2 separate regions of the Homo sapiens genome follow, and region 2 is linked to region 1. The links are chromatin loops, found by intact Hi-C in ENCODE. Cell type or tissue: PC-3. All regions are shown on one strand.

Region 1 (8,000 bases):
CTCCTTTCCTGTGGAATTTCTGTAAATTATTTGCTCAGACGCCAAGATGCCATAGAAGCAGCTGGCTCTGAGAATCTGGTCAGATGCACGTATTTGTTGCGGTTTAGGACATTACCTTAGCAATTCCCCATTCCTGCCTTCCCCAGGAGTGAGGGGGAACAAATGCATGCTAACTTTGGAGAGAGAGGGAGCAGGCTAGCCAAGTTGCAAAGCCAAGTGCATCCTTAGTAGTGGAATGTTATACATTGTTTCTTTTTCTAAAAGAAACAATGTATAACATTATAAAGAAATATTTTGTTTCCTTACATTTCTTTTTCTAAAATGTTTTACATGGCCTGGCCAAGATGGTGAAATCCTGTCTCTATTAAAAATACAAAAATTAGCAGGGTGTGGTGGTGCATGCCTGTGATCCCAGCTATGTGGGAGGCTGAGACACAAGAATTGCTTGAACCCGGGAGGTGGAGGTTGCCGTGAGCCAAGATCGCGGCACTGCACTCCAGCCTGGGTGACATAGAGAGACTGTCTCAAAACAAATAAAATAAAATAAAATAAAAATAAAAATAAAATAAAATAAAATAAATATTTTACAGAGGTGACTGACAGGTGAGCCTCACATGTGCTTTTGGAGGCTCCCACGTATAGAATGGTCAAGTGAGACTTGGTTTCCGAGTTAACGCGTCCATTGCAGCAATGCATTCTCATCCCCGCCTATACTAAGGTGGCCCATCACATAGCAACAGACACTCAGATCACCTTCAACACACGCTTGCTCAGCAGTCTCAGAAGGCTCACCCCATTCTCTCTTCAATAAGGTTTTAGCCTGGCTGAGGGAGAAGCCAAAGGTAAGCCACATAAGCAGACCTCCAAATTCACCTCAAGGTGCAATGCGTGGGTGAGGTTTCAAGGTCACTAAAGATATCAGCAATACATGAGGTGTTTATCATGTTAGCTGAACAGGTGTTGCTATTCCCATATTACACATGAAGAAACTGAGGCTAGAAATAAGACCCAGATCTTTTGAGTCCTCATGCTGTTTTCTCCCTATAACACGGCATCATATTAATACTTTTTTTTTTTGAGACAGTGTCTCACTCTGTTGCCCAGGCTGGAGTGCAGTGGTACAATCAAGGCTCATCGCAGCCTCAACCTTTCAGGCTCAAGCGATCCCCCTGCCTCAGCCTCACAAGTAGCTGGGACTACAGGTGTACATCACCATGCCCGGATAATTTTGTACTTTTATTTTTGTAGAGATGGGGTCTCACCATGTTGCTCAGGCTGGTCTCAAACTCCTGGGCTCAAGTGATCCTTCTGCCTCAGCCTCCCAAAGTGCTGGGATTACAGGTGTGAGCCACCACGTGCAGCCCATTTTTCTTTTTTAAAAAACAGAGGACAACACTTCATAATCTACAAAGTCTCTTCCAGCTCTTGTGCTCTGTAAGTCTATGATTCTGAAATACAAAACCTGGCTTTTCAGGCCTGGGTGACTGCGGTGGTTGGCATTGTTTCAAAGGCTGTATCCTCAAATGTAGACTTTGTTCATTCTGAGAAGGTGAGTAGTAGCTTTAAAGTCAGAAAAGGAATGAGATTATTTTACATTATTTGTTTTCATTGCATTGAAATATGATTTAATAAGTAGTATCCAAGTAAATAATGAGAATAATGCAATAAGCACTTAAGTTTAAAGCTTATGATCCCTTTTATAGCAGTGTCGGAGATATGAGCACAACTAATACATTAAAACATTTTTGAAGAAACTCTTGTTTGGTGAATTTCACACTACTAAAATGGGACATGACTAAAGATATCTCAAACAACCATACCACTCCAAATAATGTCCAACATTCCCCTACTAAAGATGCACTTGGCTTTGCAAGTTGGCTAGCTTACTCTTTCTTCATTCACTGTTCTACACAGCACTGCAGGTAATTTTTCTGAGTGGTGTTGGGAGACCCATAAGCCTAGTCTCTTCTGAAAACAAGATTACAGAAATGTATTTTCCATGGGAGAAAGTTAATTTTTAAATATACATTTTTCTCTATTTCCAAACATGGAATAAACATGTTTCCCTTTATTTTTAAATGTAAAATGCATATTCCTGAATGCAGCTTGACCGAAGAGCTTTTGTCTTAAAGTTCTACTATTTATTTTTTTTGCCATTATCTGATATGTCAGCAGTGTTTCATAATGCCTCGTGTCACACAAAAGCAAACACAGTCACATTACATTAATGACTAGGCTGGGATCATATAACTGACTGGCTATAATTCTATGCCCCCTTGCTATAAAAAAACATGACCCTAAATCCTACCAGCTTTGCAATAAAAGGCCCCACAATTATGATATAGTAACAAAGCTAATGTTATATACAGTTTGATTGTTTCAATGTTCTTTGCCCATCCATTTTCATTTTACCTGCTATTATACATGTTAGTAAAAAGTAAAGTGGAAATCCACTCTTCGGTATTTTAGGTACAATGTTCATTTACCCAACATACTTAGCCGGATAAAACTAAATATAGTGGAAACTTCTTTTATAATCCCGGTGTTTGAAGTTAGGACTAAACCTACCTTGCAATGTAATTGTAATCACAGACATTTTCCATATGTATTTGGGTTTCCTAAATGAGGTCTAGGTAACCATCTGTCTCTAAATATATGATCAATCACCCCAATACCACTTGATTTTTAGCTAGACTAGTCTTTACCAAATACTAGTTACTCAACAAGTGCTAACTGTCTGGAGGAGAAGCCAACCTTCTCTTTGGTCTATTACTTTGGTCTATTACCCCAAAGCGTTCAGCAGAGATTATCAGTAAAAGGAGTTATATATGCCCAATCTATTAGACAAAGTAAGACCAGCAAAGGCAGCTCTGTGTGATTTTACCTTCCTCCAAGAGAGGAGCTGTTGCAAGGGCTCCAGCATGCACTTTTGTCCTTCCTGTGAATCTTGCAGGGTTATTTTTTGGAGGCTAGATAGAAAAAGCTTCCACCGTTGTATCATTTCCTTCAGTGCCAGCAGCTTTTATTCTTTTAAACAAGTGTTTAGAGGAAAGTGTTGATGCTTATTAATCTGTTTCTTGTCTTACAAATGTGCTTACACATGATTGGTGGTAAAACTGCATATCTGACAGCTCTCAATGTAATCATGAGATGGCAGGACATGATTGTTACACTGAACATGGCAGGACAAGATTGTTACACTGAACAGATCTGTTTGGAATTGTTATTCTTTGTAATTACCTTCATTAAGTGAAAGCATGTGTCAATCAACTTTGAACTTTGAACATACCAGTAATTTGCAAGAAAAATGCATTTCAATTTCTTATAGTCACACATGTGCTTGAAGATGAGTATATATGTAGGTAGGTATATATGCTGTATTAGAAACATATTTTGGTAATTTTCTGAATATATAATTTCCCCCTAGTTTGCATGTGGTAACTTTAAATATAAATAAAGTATACAACAGCTCCAGATAATGATATCAACAGAGTATGTTTAATAAATGGCTAATCTATGTACTAATATTTAAACAGATATTTTAAAATAAAGAACACTCCTCCCTAAATTTCTGCAATAAAAGTATACATTCACATGAATTTTAACGCCATTCCTCAGTAGAAGTATAAATTTGAAAACATATTTACTTTTTTGCATTACTATATATTGTACATCAACCATGGTGTTATCACTTTCTTGATTTGATCAGAGCTTACCTGGGTCAGGAGTCTGCCACCAACGAGGGAACATTTCAAGAAAGTATCCTGAACTTTTGTAGGTTAGTTAAGAAGTGCAAGGGTGGAGCGTGAGAGGAGGGTGAGGATCGCAAAACTACCCATCAGGTACTATGCTTATTACCTGGGTGATGAAATAGTCTGTACACCAAACCACCATGACATGTAATTTACCTACATAACAAAACTGAGGCCAGGCTTGATGGCTCCTATCTGTAATTCCAGCACGCTGGGAGGCTGAGGCAGAGGACCCTTGAGTCCAGGAGTTCAACACCAGCCTGGGTAACATAGTGAGACCCCATCTCTACTAAAATACAAAAAACTTAAGCAGGCATCATAGTGCATGCCTGTAGTCCCAACTACTTCAGGGGCTGAGGTGGGAGGATTGCTTGAGCCTAGGAGTTCAAGGCTGCAGTAAGCCTTGATTGTGCCACTGCACTCCAGCCTGAGTGATGGGAGTGAGACCTTGTCTCCCCTACCCACCCCCCCACAAAAAAAAGAAAAGGAAAGAAAGAAAAAAGTATAACAACCTGCACATGTACCCCTGAACCTAAAAGTTTTTTTTAAAACGTGCTACTCATTCTACCTTTCAATGACTGTTATAAACCAATGCCCTTCTCTCCCTTAGTGTAACGGATGCCCCCATGCACTTATTCATTCATTCAACATTTCATTCTTTCATTCATTCATCCACCTTTCATTCATTAACAAATTCATTCGCTCATCCGCATTTATGAAATAACTGTACAGCACCATGGGGGATTAAACAAATGAGTAAGATACTCAAAAGAGAATTCAGGAGAGGAAACAGAAGAAAAGCTTAGGAATTAGTCGCACTGTAGTGTCCTAGTCTGGCTTTTCCAGTCCGGGCATTATGAAAATTCCTTTTCTGCTTCTTCCGCATGGCCATTTATCTCCACCAGGGGGTGTTGAGGTATAGAAAAACAGATAAAGGTGGTGGAGGCAGCTTTACAACTCCTCAGCAACTCCCTTCCCTTCTAAGGGCTGAAATTACTGATTAAAATGAGGTTCTTCAGACGCTCTGTTAACTTCAGCTGTGCAACTTATCCTCCATATAGGAGCCAGAGGAATCTCTGTGGACTAGCCTTTTTCAACCTAAACCCTCCAGCGGCTTCCCGGCTCCTAGAGTGAAGTTGAGACGCTGTTAACCTGCTTTGCCCTCTTCCCTCCCTCACTTTTTTCCTACTCCTCGCCCCATCCCTCAGGCCACTCTAGCCCCACAGACGCCGTCTGCACTCCCACTTCAGGCCTTTGCACCGGCCGTTCCCTCTACCTGGGCTCTCTTCCAAGATATTCTCCCAAGTCTCCCTCCTTTGAGTCTTTGTCAGATGTTGCCTTTTCCATGAGACCCACTGTGACTGTGCTTCCAAAAATTGCAGCCCCGGCCTCAACATGCATTAGCATGAGTTACCGCTACCCCTATTATTATTATTATTATTATTATTATTATTATTATTATTATTATTATTATTATAGAGACAGAGTTTTGCTCTTGTTGCCCAGGCTGGAGTGCAACGGTGCGATTTCGGCTCACTGCAACTTCCGCCTCCCAGGTTCAAGCGATTATCCTAACTCAGCTTCCCGAGTAGCTAGGATTACAGGCATGCGCCCCCATGCCCAGCTAATTTTGTATTTTTAGTAGAGACGGGGTTTCTGCATGTTGGTCAACCTGGTCTCGAACTCCCGACCTTAGGTGATCCGCCCGCCTCAGCCTCCCAAAGTGCTGGGATTACAGGCCTGAGCCACCGCGCCTGGCCCTACTACCCCATTTTAGGCAGCACTTAAGACCTTGTATCTAACATGCTGTATAACTTGTTTTTTGTTTTGTTTTGTTTTTTGTTCTCTCTCTCTCTCTCTCTCCCTCTCTCTCTCTCTCTCCCTCCCCCCCCCCCCCCCCCCCCCCCCCCCGTCTCTCTCTCTCTCTGTCTCTTCTTGAGACAAGGTATAGTCACCCAGGCTGGAGTGCAGTGGCACAATCACGGCTTATTGCAGCCTGTGCCTCTTGAGCTCAAGTGATCCTCCCACCTCAGCCTTCTGAGTAGCTGGGGCTATAGGCTCATGCCACCACACCTGGCTAATTTTTCCTATTTTTAGTAGAGATGGGGTTTTGCCGTGTTGCCCGGGCTACTTATTTTCTCTTTTTTTCCTTTTTTTTTTTTTTTTTTTGAGAGGGAGTGTCGCTCTGTCGCCCAGGCTGGAGTGCCGTGGCGTGACCTCGGCTCACTGCAAGCTCCACCTCCCAGGTTCATGCCATTCTCCTGCCTCAGGCTCCTGAGTAGCTGGGACTACAGGTGCCTACCATCAGGCCCGGCTGATTTTTTGTATTTTTAGTAGAAATGGGGTTTCACTGTGTTAGCCAGGATGGTCTCGATCTCCTGACCTCGTGATCCGCCTGCCTCGGCCTCCCAAAGTGCTGGGATTACAGGGGTGAGCCGCCATGCCCGGCCACTTATTTTCTATATTTATTGTCTGTCTCACCTCATACGGAGGTAAGTTCTATGAAGGCAAAGATTTTTGTTCATCTTACTGATTGATGTTTTCCCATTTCCTAGAGCAATGCCTGGAACATAGTGCCTATTAAATATTTTTTGAATAAGTGAGTATTTCCAGGTCTTCCTGACCAAGCACAATCGGCTTGGCTTTATGAGGATGTCCATCGTTTAAACTTTGCTATTTTCTGATGGAAGCATCTGAGAGGAGTGTTGTGAGTAAATACATGTAAAGAACTTGGAACAGTACCCGGTACCCAGTAGACTCTCAACACACAGGGCATTTCATGACAGGAGGTGTGGGGTTAAAATGTGTGCTCTGAGCCAAACCGATCAGGGCTAAGTCCTGACTCCATCTTTCCTAGATGTGTGACCTTGGGAAATGACTTCATCTCCAGGTGCCCTCAGTTTTCACTTCATAAAACAGAGATGATGATGAGATAAAGTGCCTCAAAGGGCTGTGGGGAAGTGTCACTGAGGTCATCTATGTGAGGTGCTTAGAAGAGGAACAGGTTGCTCAAAACCTCTCAGATGGGCTGTGGGGAGGGCCGGTGGAGGGTCCAGCAAAGGAGAAATCTGTGAAGAAACTGAGGGCGATTCCAAAACTCTCAGCTCCAGGAGTATTCTGAGGAGAGGTGACTGAAGTGGATCATGGAGCTTCTGGAACAATTTGGGAAAACTCTGGGGAGCTGGCCTGGAAGAGGCACGGAGCGTAGGGGGAAGTTAGTGGGGAGACATTTAAAGGGAGAAATCCTGCAAAGCTGGGAGTTTAATGTGGAACTGAGTGGGGGACCCACAGAATCCCTTGTAGCCCTAGTGTGGGGCTAAGTGAATGGACGTGGGTAGATTTGGGGTAAGGATGTCACTTGGGACTGGAGTTGGCCCTGTGCCTCAGAGCAGGGTCTTTAAAACACTGAACCCCTTGATCTCCTTTGTAAGAAGGGTTAAGGTTCCATGAGTGCCTGGAAGTGGAGGCTGTGAAAATTAGTGAGACAAGTAAAGAAAACTCTTTGTTATTGAAAAGGAAGAGTCATTATTAAAGTGCGAAGATGAAAAAGAATTTATAAAATGCTCAAACAATGCATGCGAAGGTTGTTGTACTTTCTATAATTAAGGAAAATATTTCTAGAGGTGATTGATCATATCTCTTTGTGTTATAATGCCTACTGCTATGACTATAATCGTCCAGTCAACACACTCTTTTAGAGACTGGATGATTTTTTAAAAATACGATCATTTCAGCATTCACAGTTTTCTGCTGTTGAAATACATATTTTATTTTTAACAGCTTTAGTAAGATATAACGCACTTACCATATAATCTGTCCACTTAAAAATGTACAGTTTGATGGTATTTGGTGTATTTTAGTTGTACAACCATCACTCCAATCAATTTTAGAACATTTTTATCACCCCAAATGAACTGTACCCATTAGTAATCACTCCCCATTCTTCTCTACCCTCAGCCTCTGGCCATCACTAATTTCCTTTCTGTCTCTATAGATTTACCTATTCTGGACATTTTATAGAAGTAGAATTATAGAATTTGTCAACTTCTTTTTTTTTTTTTTTTTTGAGGCAAGGTCTTTCTTGGCCACCCCGACTGGAGTGCAGTGGTACAATCATAGTGCACTGCAACCTGGAACTCCAGGGCTCAAGTGAACCTCTCACCTCCACCTCCCAAGTTGCTGGGACTGCAGGTGCACACCATACGCTCAGCAATATGTCAACTTTTATGACTGACTTCTTTCACTTAG
Region 2 (8,000 bases), 460 kb after region 1:
AAACGCTTGGTCCTAAGAGGAAACCTCCAACCCCTAGTGTGTGGTGGTGATTTCACCTCTGCTTGGTGAAGCCGGGGGAAGTTAGGAGAGTTGAAAGAAGTTGAAAGAGGGTCTGACAGGACCTTGAAATTGTAGTGTATCAAGAAACCCTGCCTTGGCTTGAGGCTGAACCTGAGGCTGAGGCTGACCTAGTGAGACAAGCTTTGTGACCATGCTCATAACGCCAGCTGCCAGGGCCAGAAGGGACTTGCTTAGGCCACACTAGCGACTTCTTGGTCCATGCCAGTCTACCCTCCCACCACATCCCCGAAAGATGGAGAGTGGTGGTGGCAAAAGGCCAGCTGGCACTCATTTATCTCTCCACAGGTGGACTTTCCAGGAAAGAAAAATCCTCACAAAATGGGAGGGGTGCGGGAGGGAACGGTGGCTGGGGACTGGGTTTTAAAAATCCATGCTTTAAAAAATTAACGCAGGAGCTTGTATCACGGAGGGAAGCCCTTTCCTTTGCTTTGAAAGTCTAGTCCAGGCCAAAACCTAAGCGTAGCAGCGAAATGGAGGGGGACTGAAAGAGCAGAAAGTCTCGAGCGAGAGAAAACGACCTTTCCTAAGAACCAAGGGAACTCCTAGCTCAGAAGCCTAAGCCCTCGGCGCTCCAGGCCTTTAACTCGACGATGGGAAACGCTCCCTGGGGGCAGCCCTATTTCAGATCCCCTGGAAGGATGTCAAGATCCCCGCCAGCAGTGGACAAGGCAAGGAATCTTCCACTGGAATTGATTCTTGCCAGAGACCCGAGGGCACACAAACCTTCCTCAGGTAGCTCTGCAAGGGATTTAAGGAAGCAGCTGGGTCTCCATCCAAGAGGCAGAGGCAGGGGCGGCGGCACCAGGCTTCCAGCGTCAAGCTCATTACTGCCCTCCAAGTGCACCCTTTCTTCTCCCTCAGAACTCCCTCCTCCCTCTGAGCACTCACTCTGGTCCTTTGACCCTTCAATTCTGCTGGGCAAGGGACCCCTGTTGAAGCCGGGGACCCGCTAGCTCAGTGACCTTGGACGGGTCTGGGCGTCCCCCAGAAAGCCCTCTCCGAAAGGAAGCTGTGGGAGGAGGAACCCGAGTTTGCGGTGTCTAAGATGGGTTATTTGAGAATGGTTCTGGGTTCCCGAGGCCACAATATGAAGACAGCCAAGTGGCTGCGGGAAGGGAAAGCAGTTGAGATGTAAGTAGGTGGAACCGGGTCTGTGTGGTCTAAACGCCGGCGCCAGCGGTGGTCTGCACTGACCCATAAATACACCTACCGCGGGTGGACAGACGCATCTCATCCTCCGCCGGGGACATCTTAGCAACTGCCACTGTACCTCTTAGTGTAAGCACACTTAGGAACCCACCCCGTACTTACCGCTGCGGGAATTGTAACTGGTGGCGGAGACCAGAGACTAGAACCCGGGAGGCCTGGGAGTCTGTGGTGAGACCGGGGGACAGCTCTGCTCAACTACCTTGCGCGTTCTCAATTTCTTTGCACTCCCTCTGCCAACTTCTGGCAAACTTCTCTCCTTTTCCCCCACCTCCCCTCCACCTCCTTCTTTCCGACGAGACAGGTCTCCAGGGCTCGCCCTTCCCGGTTCTGACTTTGTCTTAAAGTGTTGATTGACGGTTGCAATTACGAAGGATGATGGCTCGGGGAGGCTCCCGCAGCCTTGATGAGCCGGAGAAGCGCAGTCCTAGCATATTTTATCCACGCTCGGCGTTACGGGGCCGTGCGCGCCCCATTCACCCAGCTGGCTGGAGCTGAGGAGGCCTCGCACTCCCCACTCGCGAGGATGCAACTGCCTGCCTTCCTCCCCACCCCCTCCTTCCCGTGGTTCAGCACCGCATTTCGGAGCGTGAGCTGGGAGCAATCAACTCGACCTGACCTGGAAAGTGTTGGTCAGCCCCCGCGCGCTTGACCCGTGCGGGCTGCAGCGGGAAAAAATATCAGGATTTTCAGGAGCGGTTCAAGTTTCCTGGGCTCGCAAAAGGTGTGGCAGACACATCTTTCCCCGCGCGCCTGGGTAGATGACCCACCCAAACTTGCACAAAACTTGCAATACCTTCCTCCTTCGAAACAATTTCTCCCGTCTTCTCTTCCATTCCCACTTTTTGGTGCTTTTTAAGAAACCAGGACAATTACTTTTTTCGTCCCACATATCTACCTTTTAGACCCCGAAAGAAGTCTAGATTTTTTTCAGATCTCCATTACTAGGCCAGGATAGCCCGAGGGGGAAGAGGAGCAAGTTTTTCAGCCTACGGGAGCTCCGGGTCTGCCTAATTTTTCCGCCCCTCCCAGCCGAAAAACCCATCAGAAGCTGCTTTTGCCTTTCTCTGAAAAGTTTAGCCAGAACTCCAGTTTCATTCCCTGGCTCAGAGGGCTGGGCTACCCGCCCACGCCCGTAGGCTCCACCCGCCCTCATCCCGAGCGCTTTGTATTAGAAACAGACGGGTTAAATTTCAGTACAGCCATAGGAATTACCAGGGAGCGTCGTGTTGATCGAAGCTTTAAAAAAGCAAACCTGAATAGGTGAGCAGTCGTGCCTTGTTTAAAAAAAAAAAAAAAAAAAAAAAAAAAAAAAGCCTTTCTGCTGCACGTGTGAATAACTACTTAAGACATCAACATCAGCCCCTAGAGCAGGATGGCGATTGATTCACAATCACTATGAGAGTATCTCGATCTGGCGTGGCGCGGTTTTTATCGCGGAGGAAAACGAAAGCCGAAGCAATTATCTGGGTAATCCAACCTACCCCCCACCCACCCCCCCGGGCAACCTCCCACCCTTGCCCCAGAGGAAAGGAGGGCTTTTTGGAGAGTTTGGCCTGGATATCGGAATCTACGGCTCTTTGTATAAAAAGAGTTCACTGAAGAACCTTTTCACTTATTTTCTTTACAGCACGTTGTCCCAACCCAGGGGTCCTGGAGTGCCCCGCCAGGGTATAGTCGGTGCCCTTAGAAGAATGTAACAGGGAGATCCGGTCTTAAGAAAGGAGTGGGGCAGGGGAAATAATCTCGGGTAGGTGGTCTAATCTATCTCTTCCTCTCTGTAATTGAAATGGAAATTTGAGCCAGTTCCAGTTCAAAACTATTGGGACTCCATCCATTGGAATCAATTCTGTCCAGCCTCGGGGCCAACAGAACGACGATCCCGGCGCTAGTAGGCCACAAAGCACCTTGTGAAACTAGCTGAACACTTGCAGTTGCATCCTTTACACCCTCTCCTCCGCTTCAACCTGGGTCAGGAACAAAATCCTTAGCACGAGATTATTCTAGGCTGCCATTTAAATGTATCCGGCGATACTGGAAACTTCTTGATGGAAGGGGAAACATCCTGCATTGCTTCAGAATTCCTCGGCTTTTGCAGCGAGGGGATGGATCCAACCAAACTTCTTCCTTCAGAAAAGCCCCTGCCTGAGCTTCTGATTCTTAAGGTCAAAGAGTGCCGGGACCGCAGAGGTGCGGAGTCCAGCAATTTGGGTCTCACTTGGTCAGCAAAGAAAGTGGGAGCTTGGAAAGGCAAGACTTAACAGTGGTACCGTCACACTCAAGCATGGGGCGTGGAACTAGGGAAAGTGTTATGGTCTGGGCAGTTACAGAGGTTGCACAATTAGAAGGGCGTGGGCTTTTCCAACATGGTGATAACTTTCGCGATTACGAGATGGTGTACAGTGTGTGCCAAGGCTTGAGAGAGATTCACTTGTTTTCTCCAGAGTTTCTTGTCTGGAAACTGGGAAGTTGATTCCAGGACCCAGCAGTGGATTCCGACCAATTTTCTTTCCATTCCTGTAGAGGCCGCTGGAGCAGGTGGAGCTTGCAGAAGGCCGGGAAGCAGAGGCTGCAGGCATCCAAACCCTGAGCAAGGAATCCAGCACTTACCGTGAAAAATGCTAGCATGGGTGTGGGACTAGCATATCTCACTGCAAGAGGCACAGCTGGGTTTGTCAAAAGTGCTTTTTTTTTTAATTGACACCTAAATTGTCTTTCCCTATCCCCTCCTCTCATGGTACAACAGTATGTTTGTTTATGCTATCTAATTCAGTCACTCAGTTTGAGTGATTTCCCTGCCCTCCTCATACTCACTGACTCTATAACAAGTACATGCTCTGAATTTCCTCTCAGTTCCTTCTCACCATCTGTTGGTAACCCTGCGAGTTGTTACCATACACCACAAATTCACAAGCTAAACTTCATCCAAACTCCAGAGATCCTTTCCAGGAAACTCCAGAGTAGGGGACCAGAAGTGCCTTTGTCCCACCCCACTCAGACCTCAGTCCTCCCAGATGTGATTTCCACTCTGCTTTCCATACACCACTCCCTGTGCCACCCTTCTGAATTCTAGAAGGATCCAAATATGGTTTCTACCGTGGAATGGAAATGAAGATTAAAAAGCCACTTACAAATATGTTTCTTAAGCTCGAAATGTCCATTGGAGGAAAGTCTGCATAGACCAACATTGTATTAAATCATAATTCCTTTATATCAACAAGAACAAGTGGTTACCACTTTGGAGAAAGAGTATGTATTTCAGAATATTTCTTGGGTTCTATTTACAGTTCATTCTCTTGACAAGCTGAGTAAATTGCTTGACCTCTGATTCCATTTTTTAATCAGTAAAATTGGGTTAACAAAGTAAACTTTATAGTTAAATGAGACAGTGCCAGGAAAGAAATATATTACGCTGGATATATATATATATATCAGTTCCCCTTTGTCTTTCCCCTTAGCTTCACTCAAACTCATCATTCTGTAAGGAAAGTAAAAAGGGAATCACTAACCATTCTAGGATCACCTTCCAGTGGGATGTGCTTGCTAACTTGATTGTCTTGCAGGGCTTGACAAAGTCCTTGGGGACAATTACATTATCACCAGATAAAACTGCTCATATAAGTGCTCATGGTCATCTGCATTCAGGTTATTTGGTGTTTAAAAGTTACACTCCAAATATCTTTTCTTACTTATCAACCACACAAAAACATACATAACAGCTTCCCAAAAGACTAAAGAAGAGACAACCTTTATCAGCTTGCCTGGTCAGTTCCAGTTCACATGGTTTTCTCAAGCTTGATCTCTCAAGATCATATTGGTCACATTTCAACACTTCCCCAGGGCCTCCCCAGAGCACAATGCCCTCCTGAAGTTCCTTGAAGCCAACTGGATTTTTCCAAGAAGTCTGTTCCAATAAGGTGAAGCGTGAGGAAGTGCAACTCAAAGAACTAGTTCTATCCTAAGGTAGACTCTAGAGCTGCGGAGTGAAGTTGTCTTGCCTGCCTAGTGCATCCCTGGGGGTGGGGATTGGGTTGGGCCTGTAGGTGGAAGTCTGACAATGTGCCCTTCTCTAGCTCAACTTATGCTCAAGGCTGAATCCAAGATAATCCTAGACATTGTGTCTGGTAGAGGGGTCAAGTAAAGGAGAGAAGCATTAACAAGCCTCTGTTCTCCCTTCCTCTATAAATCTCTCTTGGTTTGTTAGAAGAGGTGTTAAAGATGCCAGGTGTGGTGGCTCACATTTGTAATCCCAGCACTTTGGGAGGCTGAGGTGGGTGGATCACCTGAGGTCAGGATTTCGGGACCAGCCTGGCTAACATGGTGAAACCCCATTTCTACTAAAAATACAAAAAATTAGCCAGGCGTGGTGGCGTGCACCTGTAATCCCAGCTGCCTGGGAGGCTGAAGCAGGAGAATCTCTTGAACCCAGAAGGCTGAGGCTGCAGTGAGCCAAGATCATGCCATTGCACTCCAGCTTGGGCAACAAGAGTGAAACTCTGCCTCAAAAAAAAAAAAAAAAAAAAAAAAGGTGTTAAAGAAAAAGAAATCCTTTTTTTGTTTTGTTTTGTTTTGTTTTGTTTTTTTGAGATAGGGTCTCACTTTGTTGCCCAGGCTGGAGTTCAATGGCACAATCACAGCATCCTCAACCTCCCTGGCTCAAGTGATCTTCCTACCTCAACCCCCAAGCCCTAGTCACTAGGACTACAGGCACATGCCACCACACCCACACCCAGCTAATTATTTATTTTTTTATTTTTTGTAGAGACTGGGTCTCACTATGTTGCCTAGGCTGGTCTGGATCTCCTGGGCCCAAGTGATCCTCCATCCTCAGTCTCCCAAAGTATTGGGATTACCAGTTTGAGACACTGTGCCTGGCCCAAGAACTCTGTTAACTCTGGTCACTACCTGTGGATCCAGGCCAGAAAAGAGGAATCTGAGAAGCACTGTTTTGGAGATGGACTCGGGCATGGAAAGAAGGGAGGCTCTAGAGTTTAGCTTCATAGAAGAAACTGGCAGCCTAAGCCCCAACTATGAGAATCAGAACATGGGCTTGTGTGGCTGGCATTCTAAATAAAGCTCGCTGGAGGTTAGGGTGACATAATGGCTATCACACTTTCCGCTGATGAAACGTCTACTTTCAGAGATCCTTATGAGCACAGAGCTTGCTGGAGGTTATCACTGAAATAAAATCAGACTCAGAGTGTTCAGGGGACCAGATAGCAAGACTCACATTACAGACTCAATACAGTGTTTGCACTGTGTATCATGTACCCCTAAGTATGCAGACATAACCTTCTGTGGATAATATGCAATATTATACTGAGTGCATAAAATATTCTGCAAATGCAGTTAATTTGAAGAATTATGGAAATTTAATATGAATCAAAGCATAATATTGGGCACTGTGGGAGTGGTCAATAAATATTTGTTTTATGTATAACATTTCCTACCACACAGATATGGCTCTTTTCTTGATATAGGTAAGTATAAAAAGCTTCTAAAGTTAGTACTGCATATTATTCAATAGAATCATCCCACTTGGGAGAAAGAAGTAAACCAAGACCAGAAACCAAGAGTCTGGCCAGTGTCCCAGAGTTAGTTAACTTTAAGGGAACAATCTAGTTATAACCTGAGTGTGCTGCTTTTACACTACAATGAATGATTATCTTGCAGGTAGGCAGAAGGAACAACTTTATCTTAATTCTGCTTTTCTATACAAGCACAGACATCTATACAAAACTTTCATGTAACCATCAGTGTGCATACAAGATGTAGCCCCTAGTTAAAAACCATGGAGACAGCTTTTTAAACAAAAGGAGGCTCATTTCCTAGTACAACACAACTGAATTAAATATAGAATTGTAAACCCTGACTGATGTCTACATACACCGGGCTCGGTTTTGTGAACCACTCAACACAGCCCAACTTGCAATTTGCCATCTGAAAGCTACCCTCGAGACCCTCAGACACTCTCTACAGCTGCACCCGTGGGTTCTTCCCAGTGGGGCTACCCTGGGCAATCAGAAAGACCCATTCAAGGGGCATCTCTCCCTCAGGAATCGGGTCAGGCCCTTCAATCCAATAGTTCAGTCCGAAGGCTCCTCACCGCCCTCTGTTCCTCTCCCTCAGCCCTTTGGATGGCTCCGTCCAGCCATTCACCCTGGGAACGACCGTTAGCACCCTCGTGGAGGCTACGAGGTAAACAGATTGTCTCCCGGTGCCACAGCCGCCTCAGGGTCACTAAGATGTTGCAGGTGCGGACACCTCACAACCACCTGCGGGGCTGCAATACCAGGAGGCGGAGGGGATGTGCTTGGGTTGGGAAGGGGCGGGTGGCTGCGAACAAGATCCTGAAAGAGGTCTCTTTTACCGGCAAATTGACTGGAATTTTGTTATCCCGGAATCCGGCGCCCGGAAGTGCCTGCACAGGTTTAGGATGTTGGGGTAGTCTCGCTGAGGCCAGGGGAGAGCCTTCTTCGGTACTTTTCTTGAGGTTTAGTCCCCAGCAGCCCCTTATGGGCTGGACCGACAGTCCTCCGGTTCCCAGCCCTCTGCGGTGGGACCGATTCCAGAGCTGCAGGTGTTCTCTGTTTACGCTCAGAGTGTACCGCCTCGGTCCCTTGCGATGTGAGTTGCGCGTGCGGTAGCTGGAAACACAGTTCTTCCAGGGTTGCAGAGAAAAGTGCAACAGCGTCTCTTTCCCCTACCTTACC

The links. Peaks named below come from ENCODE experiments on the same cell type or tissue, not always from the same donor. Only the 100,000 strongest peaks of a DNase experiment are listed, where the experiment ranks them.
Region 2: a loop joins it to region 1, with 2.7 times the contacts of the local background. A loop is called at or near these places in 3 of 110 quality-filtered maps.

What each region holds. Positions count from the first base shown.
Region 1 is chr1:200,485,536-200,493,535 of GRCh38, reverse strand. No RefSeq gene overlaps it. Among named protein-coding and RNA genes, the nearest start is that of ZNF281, 80 kb to the right of the region's middle. In PC-3, CTCF peaks have their summits at 2,932, 4,450 and 4,649 (motif pointing right); a DNase peak (open chromatin) is centred at 4,675; H3K4me3 peaks cover 303 bases; H3K27ac peaks cover 322 bases.
Region 2 is chr1:200,029,386-200,037,385 of GRCh38, reverse strand. All of the region lies in intron 1 of NR5A2 (nuclear receptor subfamily 5 group A member 2), which reads right to left. Among named protein-coding and RNA genes, the nearest start is that of NR5A2, 5.7 kb to the right of the region's middle. RefSeq lists enhancers at 561-1,461, 7,011-7,511, 7,512-8,000. In PC-3, a CTCF peak has its summit at 3,857; a DNase peak (open chromatin) is centred at 7,925; H3K4me3 peaks cover 908 bases; H3K27me3 peaks cover 5,754 bases.